2 separate regions of the Homo sapiens genome follow, and region 2 is linked to region 1. A link is a loop called in an ENCODE intact Hi-C map of the cell type or tissue named here. Cell type or tissue: CD4-positive, alpha-beta T cell. All regions are shown on one strand. Each heading gives the region's core, and the rest is flanking DNA. Links, peaks and the distances in the headings are about the cores only.

The links. Hi-C counts contacts between places; a loop is a spot of excess contacts. Peaks named below come from ENCODE experiments on the same cell type or tissue, not always from the same donor. Only the 100,000 strongest peaks of a DNase experiment are listed, where the experiment ranks them.
Region 2: it touches region 1 in a loop (5-fold over the local background); 15 of 110 quality-filtered maps call a loop at or near these places.

What each region holds. Positions count from the first base shown.
Region 1 is chr5:886,369-888,868 of GRCh38, forward strand. It overlaps BRD9 (bromodomain containing 9), which reads right to left. Exons shown (of 16, transcript NM_023924.5): 6 at 993-1,103; 7 at 224-339. Among named protein-coding and RNA genes, the nearest start is that of BRD9, 5.2 kb to the right of the region's middle. In CD4-positive, alpha-beta T cell, for the core only: no CTCF peak of the experiment used is centred there; no DNase peak of the experiment used is centred there.
Region 2 is chr5:460,955-468,254 of GRCh38, forward strand. It overlaps EXOC3 (exocyst complex component 3), which reads left to right. Exons shown (of 13, transcript NM_007277.5): 8 at 1,006-1,116; 9 at 1,203-1,353; 10 at 3,336-3,458; 11 at 4,157-4,318; 12 at 4,764-4,891; 13 at 5,773-6,336. The coding sequence ends at 5,944. Among named protein-coding and RNA genes, the nearest start is that of SLC9A3-OT1, 8.4 kb to the right of the region's middle. In CD4-positive, alpha-beta T cell, for the core only: no CTCF peak of the experiment used is centred there; DNase peaks (open chromatin) are centred at 3,167, 3,933 and 4,267; H3K27ac peaks cover 1,394 bases.

The DNA.
Region 1 (2,500 bases), core at 1-2,500:
TCGGACGGGCTTGGGTACCACACCTGGGTCAGAGAGTGCACGTGGCCGGTGGGCAGGAGGGGCTGTCTGGCCACACTCCTCCTGCCAGAATAAGCTACACCAAGAATGTCTATGTGACATGACATCCGTTCTCTCACTCACTCACTCTCCCCTACAAGGCACCTGCTTTCCTGGCTATGGTGCTCAACTCCAAAAGCAAATGTGGTTTCCACAGAACCTTTACCTGATAACTTCTCTACTCGGCTTTTTGGATTTCTTGGCAGTTTCTACTTGTACTGGTACAACTTCAGGGACAGGTTCCTCAACAGCTGTATCTTCATTGCCCAAAAGAGCTGCCTGCTGAGAAAAATCCATGTCCTGCATAAACGACATGCTGCGCTTCAAAGCTAACAGCCGCTCCTAGAATCAGAAAGGACAGAGCAGCAGGGATTTACCTCTCCCTCACAGCCAGGGTGCCGTGACGATGGGATGGGATGGGGATGGTCACAGCCTCACCTGGCCTAAGAGCTAACTTTCCACGGCGGAGCAGCGGGAGGTGGTTGTGGGGGCTTGACCCACCGCCAGAGCGCGGCAGGTGCCGCACCTCCCCTTTACCTTCTCCTACGTGGGATGCATGCAGCCTGGCTCACGGCACAGATCTGGGAAGCCACTCAGGATGGCCAAGGAAGACAAGGATGTCCCGTCTGGATTCAGTGAGGCAGTCACGCAAAACAAGCCCGCAATGCTGGCTGCCATCCAGCAAGACTGACACCTGACACCCAGGCTTAAGATCAAGAGATGCGGAACTTTCCACCAACCCTCAATGAGATGTTACAGCTAGGTCATGAGCAGAGAGGGCGGCCGGGGACGTCTACCCTAGAGCAAAGGGGGCAACACCATGAGGGTGGCGGGTGGATGGAGCACGTGTTCACTGTGAGGCTCCCTTCGGGCACAAGCGACGGGGGGCAGAGCCCCTGCTTTCCGTAGCTCGCTGCTGCCAGTGAGTTTCTTACTTTGCTCATCATCTTAAAGCCTGCGTGAAGGATCTTCTTCGCCAACTTGTAGTACACGGTATCTGGCCTATTGTATGTCATTGCATTATCACACATCAGCTTGAAATCTGCCTGAAAAGAAAACAGGAAAGACTTATCAGGTTTGAAATGCCACAGACAACAGCAAAGCTCTAGATGACTACCAAGAGACCAAAAGGAAAAAGCTACAATCGAGTAGAAAACAATTCAACTGGGCTCTCTGATCTAAACATAACGTTTAAGAACTTAAGAGAAGTTTTCTTAGTTGCACATTGGTCTTGCATGAAAAATATTACAGCAAACAGTTGGCCAAGCCTGTAACTTCTTTCTAAGCATCACATACAAATGCTGTGTGAGGAAAAAGCGTTTCCTGCGCTTCTTGCATTTCTCCAGAACATAAACAGGAACGAGAAGCAACGACCCGATTCTTTCAAGTGCAAGTCAAGGGATGAAGGCAGGCGTGCGGCACAGTGATAGCCTCTATCTCTAGAATTTCTCCACAGAATCGAATTTAAAATTCTGTCACCAAATGGTTCCCTCAAACTACTAGAAAAAGACTTTGCCCCACAAAAGGACAACCTTATTTTGTAATTTATGGTGAAAATACGGAAGCATCAGTATTTTATTATGAGAGGCCAGTTTCCTCAGCACAGGCCTCTCAAAGGTGAGTACCAACGTCAGGCTGGAGCATGACCCCGGAGGCCGGCCACCCTAACTGAGAACGTGCCATCTGGACCCTCCCCAAGTCCCGGTTCCAGAGCCAGCAGCCCTAGGGCCCGGCCCGAGGCTGTGGAGCCCCTCCCCTGAAGACTCCACTGCGGACACTCCACGGAGTGAATGCTGCTCCCCTTCTCACTTTGTTGCTAGGAATGGCCAGACTGGGGCCCGAAGCAGGGAATACAGAGGGCTTTCGGGCATGGAGTGCTCTTAACATCTACCCTCAGGCGCTGCCTGATCCTCTCATCGAGTTTCCTTTTCTCCCACTCTCCTTTAAGTCTGTTCTGTTGTGTTTCTGTGAGTCAGCAAACCCTTCAGTAAGCATAAAATAGAAAAGTCAAGCTTTCCCCAGGGGAATGGAACCTAAGAGAGAAATCTAATGCCTTTCTAAACTACACTAATGCCAACTTTATCAAGCATTTGTTTTGCTTTCTTCCCCTGGGTTGCAAAACCAATGAGCAGTTGCTAATTCTCACAGCCAGTAGCAAGAAACAGAGCTAAGAGCAAAGTACTCAGGAGACAGAAAAACTTACTATGCTAAAAAAACTAAATGCTCAATTAGTGTAAGACAAAACTAAGAATTAAAAAGAAGTATGTTTTTAAAAATGTCTAGTCTCAAGCCGTGCCACACCGGACACCTCACTGCTTGAAACAACATGTCCTATTTACGCCAGCGCAGTAACTTAGAAAGAAAAGAAACAGACTTCTAACAGCGTGCAACCTGACCTAGTTTCTAGACCAAAGCACAGAGAAAACGTTCACGACCAATCATT
Region 2 (7,300 bases), core at 2,026-4,525, 420 kb before region 1:
TGTATGATTCTTCCACTCCCATAGGTGCTTGAGCATCCCCACAGTAAGTTTAAAAATAGAGCGTGTCACTACCTCTGTTTGTTTTCTTGACATTTCAAGTGTCTGTTTTTAATTGGATGATTTCAGGGACAGTTTCTGAAAGGGACATTTTACCTGACATTTGATGAGGTTCCTAACACTATGAGTTTCTAGGTGAAGTGTATAGTAAATAAAATAAATAAAATAAGATAATGCTTTCCCAATTCCTCACAATCAACTATGTAGTATATTTTTACAATCAGAATGCTGAACCATATTTTTTTTCCTTTTTTCAGTTATTATTTTTTACCAACTCCTCAAAATTTTTATATTTTTTAATTGTTTTTAAGAAACAAGGTCGGTCAGGCACGGTGGCTTACGCCTGTAATCCCAGCACTTTGGGAGGCTGAGGCGGGTGGATCATGAGGTCAGGAGTTCGAGACCAGCCTGGCCAATGTGGTGAAACCCTGTCTCTACTAAAAATACAAAAATTAGCTGGGCATGGTGGGGCACACCTGTAGTCCCACCTGCTCAGGAGGCTGAGGCAGGAGAATCACTTGAACCCAGGAGGTGGAGGTTGCAGTGAGCCAAGGTCTCACCACTGCACTCCAGCCTGGGTGACAGAGCAAGACTCTATCTCAAAAAAAAAAAAAGAGACAAGGTCTGATTAGGTTACCCCGACGGGTAGCTCACTGCAGCGCAGCCAGCAGCCTTTAACTCCTGGGCTCAGGTGGTCTCCCTGCCTCAGCCTCCTAATGAGCCATATTTTAAAGCCTGAGGTGAAGTTATTTTTTGATCCATTTAAAGTAATCAACCTCTCTGTCCTTCCATTAGTCTGGATCGTCTAAAGATTGTTTTATTTTTAGAGGCTCATCCGGTCAGATGTTAGTGATGTGAAATTTCAGGCCAGGCGTGACGTCAGCGTGGCATTTGAAACAGCTCCATGTTGCCCTTAGTGCTGTCTGACCGAAGCCTGTCTGTCCTCAGATATAAAGATGAAGCGCAGCTGTATAAAGAAGAGCACCTGAGGAATCGGCAGCACCCTCACTGCTACGTTCAGTACATGATCGCCATCATCAACAACTGCCAGACCTTCAAGTGAGTGTGGCCGGGCGCTGTGGCGGGGGAGCGGTGGAGGCCGGCCTGCCCAGCCGCTGTGTTGAACCTGAACCCTTTCCTTGCAGGGAATCCATAGTCAGTTTAAAAAGAAAGTATTTAAAGAATGAAGTGGAAGAGGGTGTGTCTCCGAGCCAGCCCAGCATGGACGGGATTTTAGACGCCATCGCGAAGGAGGGCTGCAGCGGTTTGCTGGAGGAGGTCTTCCTGGACCTGGAGGTGGGCCTGGCTCTTTCCTCCTGCCGTTTTCTGGGCCGAAGCCCAGTGCTTCCTCACTGCCCTCTGGGACACAGGCTGTGAACTGTACCGTGCGGATGCCGTCTGGGGAGCCGGGCTGTGCACTTGCATTCCGGTCAGATCGCTTAAAGCGCCTCCGTTTTCGGTGACGCTGCTTCGTATGATGCAGGGTCCTTCTTACGCACAATTCAGTAGATTCACCCTGTAAGTATTAAAGACATCAGACAATTTAGTGGATTACAAAATAGAAACCGATATGTAGGGACCTGTCAAAAAGTCAAATTGAGAGTGCACACACACACACATCCTCACATAGATCAGTTTCGCTTTTGAATATAGGTACACACGCAAAAATCATTAATAAAATGAATTTAATATTGTATCAAAGGCATAACCTACCATGAAATGTAGGGGTTATTTCAGAAACATAAAGATGGCTTAACATTATTTAGAGGTATTGGCAGAAATCAGGATATATTTAAAAAATAAGACCTTGTAGGCCGGGTGTGGTGGCTTACGCCTTTAATCCCAGCACTTTGGGAGGCCAAGGTAGGCGGATCACCTGAGGTTGGGAGTTCGAGACCAGCCTGACCAACATGGAGAAACCCCATCTCTACTCAAAATACAAAATTACCTGGGTGTGGTGGCGCATACCTGTAATCCCAGCTGCTTGGGAGGCTGAGGCAGGAGAATTGCTTGAACCCGGGAGGTGGAGGTTGCAGTGAGCAGAGATCGCGCCATTGCACTCCAGCCTGGGCAACAAGAGCAAACTCCATTTCAAAACAACAACAACAACAAAATAATAAGACCATGGCCATCTGGTGGTCCTGCTGGAAAGGGGTTCCTGGGATGAGGGGTGGGATTGGTTGCTGATTCATCAGTGTCTGGTTGTGCAAGAGAACAGAAATGTGTGTGGAAGTGTCCCCAAAGAGGCAGACACTTGTAACTTTCGCAAATATGACTTAGCAAGAAGAAAATATTTACATTTGAAATTATTTCAAAATTTAAAAAGAATATATAGAAAAATGGGCAAAAGACATGAACGGCCACCTCACATTAAAAGCAACACCAGTGTCCTCATCGTGAAACTAGACGCCCGATCTTATCCTCGAAGCAATGAATGCTCAACAGGACCTGCTGCTCAGCAGGATGGCAGGAGCCGGAGACGTGGATGCTGTTCAGGCTTGTTGAGGGTGTGGGAAAAAGGGGCTGTTTGTATTCTGTGTGGGCCTGAACTGGGTTGGGTTTTTGAGGGCAGCTTGGAAATACAGCCATTGTAGTTTTAATCTGTAACTTTTACTGGAGTTTTAATTTGTACACTTCTATTGGAGTTTTAATTTGTATACTTTTATTGGAGTTTTAATTTGTATACTTTTATTGGTTTTAATGTGTATACTTTTTGACTGAAAAATTCAACTTTAAGGAATTTCATCAGAATTATACAGATTCACTGTTGCATTATTGCAAAATGTGAAAAAAATTTAAATGTCCATCAATAGAGAATTGGGCAAATAAATACGATAAATATATGTAGCCACTAAAGGTAAAATGTATACATGCACAGATATTTCCATCTTTAACATGTCATTTTGGGAAGCTCATCACAGAAATTGTAGTATAAATCTCCTATACTTAAAGTACACATTTGCAGATTATATAATCAAATTTTTACCTGAGTGCGCATTGCTGTTGTAATTAGAAAAGCAGTGTGACGTAGCAAAGATGCACGGAAGTGCCTCCCTCCCACACGCACTCAGTGCTCGTGGGACGTTGAGGTGAGGAAGTGCCTCCCTCCCACGCTGCACGCAGCTCTCGTGGGGCGTTGAGGTGAGGAAGTGCCTCCCTCCCACACTGCACGCAGCTCTCGTGGGGCGTTGAGGTGAGGAAGTGCCTCCCTCCCACATGCACTCGGCTCTCGTGGGACGTTGAGGTGATGATTTCTATGATCTGTTTCTGCTTTTCAGCAACATCTGAATGAATTGATGACGAAGAAGTGGCTATTAGGGTCAAACGCTGTAGACATTATCTGTGTCACCGTGGAAGACTATTTCAACGATTTTGCCAAAATTAAAAAGCCGTATAAGAAGGTAAGAAGGTGGGACCTAGTTCCCTCATCACCTTGACGCTAGGGCTCACCTCTCACCCTGCTCAGAATTCAGCATCCAGCGAGTCCCTCCGTGAGTGAACGTTCACTTGTTGTCCTATCAGCCCAAGGGAGGCAATAGGCTCTGCGGACGCCACCTCCCTGGGACGGGGCTCTGGTGAGAATGGCCGGGGCCCTGTGGCATGGCCCTCGAGGTGGAGGGAGCCATGGTTCCCGGAGAGGCCCGCGTGCCCCGTCTTAGCTCCTTGCCTTCCACTCACTCCCTGAGGCCCCAGGGATTTCTTTCCGCTTCAGACCCTCCTTCCTGCAGGACCCAGGTTCCTCTTTCCTCCAAAGTGCCTGCCGCGTTTTCCAGATGCTGCGGTCGTTATCAAAGGACAGCAGCAGCCACTGACACGGGCCTGTCTGTGGACCGAGTGCTCATGCGCGGCACTGCCTCGCCCGCGTCTGTCCTGCTGGGGGCCGGAGCTGGCCTGGTGCGGGGGTCCAGGTCACCGTCACTGTTCCCCCACTGAGCCCCCGCTCCTCCTCTGCGGTGAGATGCCAGAGCCGTGGCGGAGCGAGGAGGAGTGGGCTCAGAGCCTCCGGGGAGCCACCGGGAGCCCCAGCCTGGGTTTCAATGAGGGTGCTCCTGGCCGCCAGAGCCGTGGAGCCTGCCGCTGACCGCGCGTGTCTCCCCAGAGGATGACGGCCGAGGCGCACCGGCGCGTGGTGGTGGAGTACCTGCGGGCGGTCATGCAGAAGCGCATTTCCTTCCGGAGCCCGGAGGAGCGCAAGGAGGGTGCCGAGAAGATGGTTAGGGAGGCAGAGCAGCTGCGCTTCCTGTTCCGGAAGCTGGCGTCCGTGAGTGTCGCGCAGGTCCGGGCTGGAGAAGGCCTGTCGCTCCGCGGCCCTGTTCAGCCTCCACCCCGGGACTCGGGCCAGTAGATGGGAGTGTGTCGTGTGTTTGTCAGGCGGGGGGAGCCTGGGTCCAGGTCCTGCCTGACCTTGTGGTTGGACACGAATGTCCACAGAGGTAGACGCGCCGGCCCCGCCGGCTTCCCGAGGCCGCCCACAGCTCCCTGACGGACGCTTCCCAGTCTGTCCTGCGCTGCGAGGTGCTGGCTGCCTCCCACGGTCTCGCCCTCACCCCAGACCCCTGGCCCTGTCACTGAGCTTTCAGAGTAGATCCTGAGGAGTCAGGTGAAGAGGGAGGTTCCCAGTCAGGAAGGGGCTCAGCCAGAATCCAGCTGCTCCCAGCGCCGCGGGACAGCCGAGGGCGGCTCCTCACATTGCTGCTGCCTTCCAGGGTTTCGGGGAAGACGTGGACGGATACTGCGACACCATCGTGGCTGTGGCCGAAGTGATCAAGCTGACAGACCCTTCTCTGCTCTACCTGGAGGTCTCCACTCTGGTCAGCAAGTATCCAGACATCAGGTAAGGGATGCACGTCTTAGAATCCTGCCTTAGAATCCTGGAGTGGAGCGGCAGGTCCCTCCTTCTGTCTGGGGCGGGTGGGGCTCCTGGTTCGCAAGTTCAGCCCTGCAGCACGGCAAGGGTTCAGGTGCGGCACAGCGGGGCCCAGGCGCAGGGAGCAGAGCTGCTTCTGTGCTGCCTTCCACCTGGCCTGGGCTACAGTGTGGGTGGGTGGAGCTCGAGGGGCACATCCCGGGTGGGGACAGTGGGGTGGGGGCGGGGCTGTGACAGCTCTGCTGTGTGTGGTGGGGAAGATTTGGGCTGTGGAGTGGCCTCAGTGGGGCGAGTTTAGGAAGTTTCCTCTGTGCTCATGGTGGACTCGGGAGGGCCCAAGTGCAGCTTGGACCAGACACCTTCCGAGGACGTGATTACAGGGAGTCCCCAGTACCAGGTCCAGGGAAGGGGACCCACGCACGTCCCCCCTCCACCATGCTGGCTCCAGGCCCCAGGCCAGCCTTTGCGGCCCCTGTCTCAGGGCACCTGCCACTTCCCCAAGGGGCCACCTCCATGGCTGCAGCCGCGTCACCTCCGTCCCATCATCTCGCTGGTTAAACGTGGAAAAACGGGGTCTTGAGCTCTCCACGGTCTCCCCTCTGGTTGGGCCGGAACAAAGATTTATAAAAGCAGTGTTGAAAAATCTTTCTGCAATTGGATTGAGAAAAGACAGAGTAAGATGAAAATGCAGGCTTGTCTCCCGCTGAAAAGGGAAAGGTGCAATTTGTCTGCAGCGGTCCTCACCCCCTGTGTTCTGTCAGCTGGGGTGGTGAAGCCGTGAGTCCCTGGCAGCGTGGTGCATCACAGGGCTGCTAAGTGGGCATGGGCTGACATCTCCCCATCCCCAGGGATGACCACATCGGTGCGCTGCTGGCTGTGCGTGGGGACGCCAGCCGTGACATGAAGCAGACCATCATGGAGACCCTGGAGCAGGGCCCAGCACAGGCCAGCCCCAGCTACGTGCCCCTCTTCAAGGACATTGTGGTGCCCAGCCTGAACGTGGCCAAGCTGCTCAAGTAGCCTCCGCCGGCCTGCCCTGCTCGCCCCTCCACAGCCTCGGTCCCTGCCTTTAGAAACGCGGGACAGCTGATTGCTCTCCTTGGCCACACGTGCTCCTTTTAGCTGCACGGCCTGTCTTTAGGTGCCAGTGTGATGCACCGGGTGTGCGTCGAGTGAGCGTCCCGAGGCCACGTGCGGAGGCCCCTCACTGTGCTGTCAAAGGCCTGTGGGTGCAGGGCTCTGCCGCACAGCCTCTCTTGGGTGCTTGTTTGTTGCAGTGGTTGAAAGTGTGTGGGGCACAGAGGACGTGCACCTCCCTGCCCTCCTCCTCCCTGGGCCTTCACCGCACCCCATCTGCTTAAGTGCTCGGAACCCCGTCACCTAATTAAAGTTTCTCGGCTTCCTCAGAGAAATGAAAACGCCATGCATTCTCTTTTCCAGTTAAGGTTTTCTGACTACTGATCTAGGATTGCCCAGGAACTGTTGTCAATCACAGAGTAAAAGTCTCCGCTCAGCCTGGAGGGCGCCCTCCTGGTCCCCTCCTGTCTGACATCCCCTCAGCCTAGAGGGCGCCCTCCTGGTCCCCTCCTGTCTGACATCCCCTCAGCCTAGAGGGTGCCTTCCTGATCCCCTCATGTCTGACATCCCCTCAGCCTGGAGGGCGCCCTCCTGGTCCCCTCCTGTCTGACATCCCCTCAGCCTGGATGGCGCCCTCCTGGTCCCCTCCTGTCTGACATCCCCTCAGCCTAGAGGGCGCCCTCCTGGTCCCCTCCTGTCTGACATCCCCTCAGCCTGGATGGCGCCCTCCTGGTCCCCTCCTGTCTGACATCCCCTCAGCCTAGAGGGTGCCCTCCTGATCCCCTCATGTCTGACATCCCCTCAGCCTGGATGGCGCCCTCCTGGTCCCCTCCTGTCTGACATCCCCTCAGCCTAGAGGGTGCCCTCCTGGTCCCCTCATGTCTGACATCCCCTCAGCCTAGAGGGCGCCCTCCTGATCCCCTCATGTCTGACATCCCCTCAGCCTGGAGGGCGCCCTCCTGGTCCCCTCGTATCTGACATCCCCTCAGCCTGGAGGGCGCCCTCCTGGTCCCCTCCTGTCTGACATCCCCTCAGCCTGGAGGGCGCCCTCCTGATCCCCTCCTGTCTGACATCCCCTCAGCCTGGAGGGCGCCCTCCTGGTCCCCTCGTATCTGACATCCCCTCAGCCTGGAGGGCGCCCTCCTGGTCCCCTCCTGTCTGACATCCCCTCAGCCTGGAGGGCGCCCTCCTGATCCCCTCCTGTCTGACATCCCCTCAGCCTGGAGGGCGCCCTCCTGGTCCCCTCGTATCTGACATCCCCTCAGCCTGGAGGGCGCCCTCCTGGTCCCCTCGTATCTG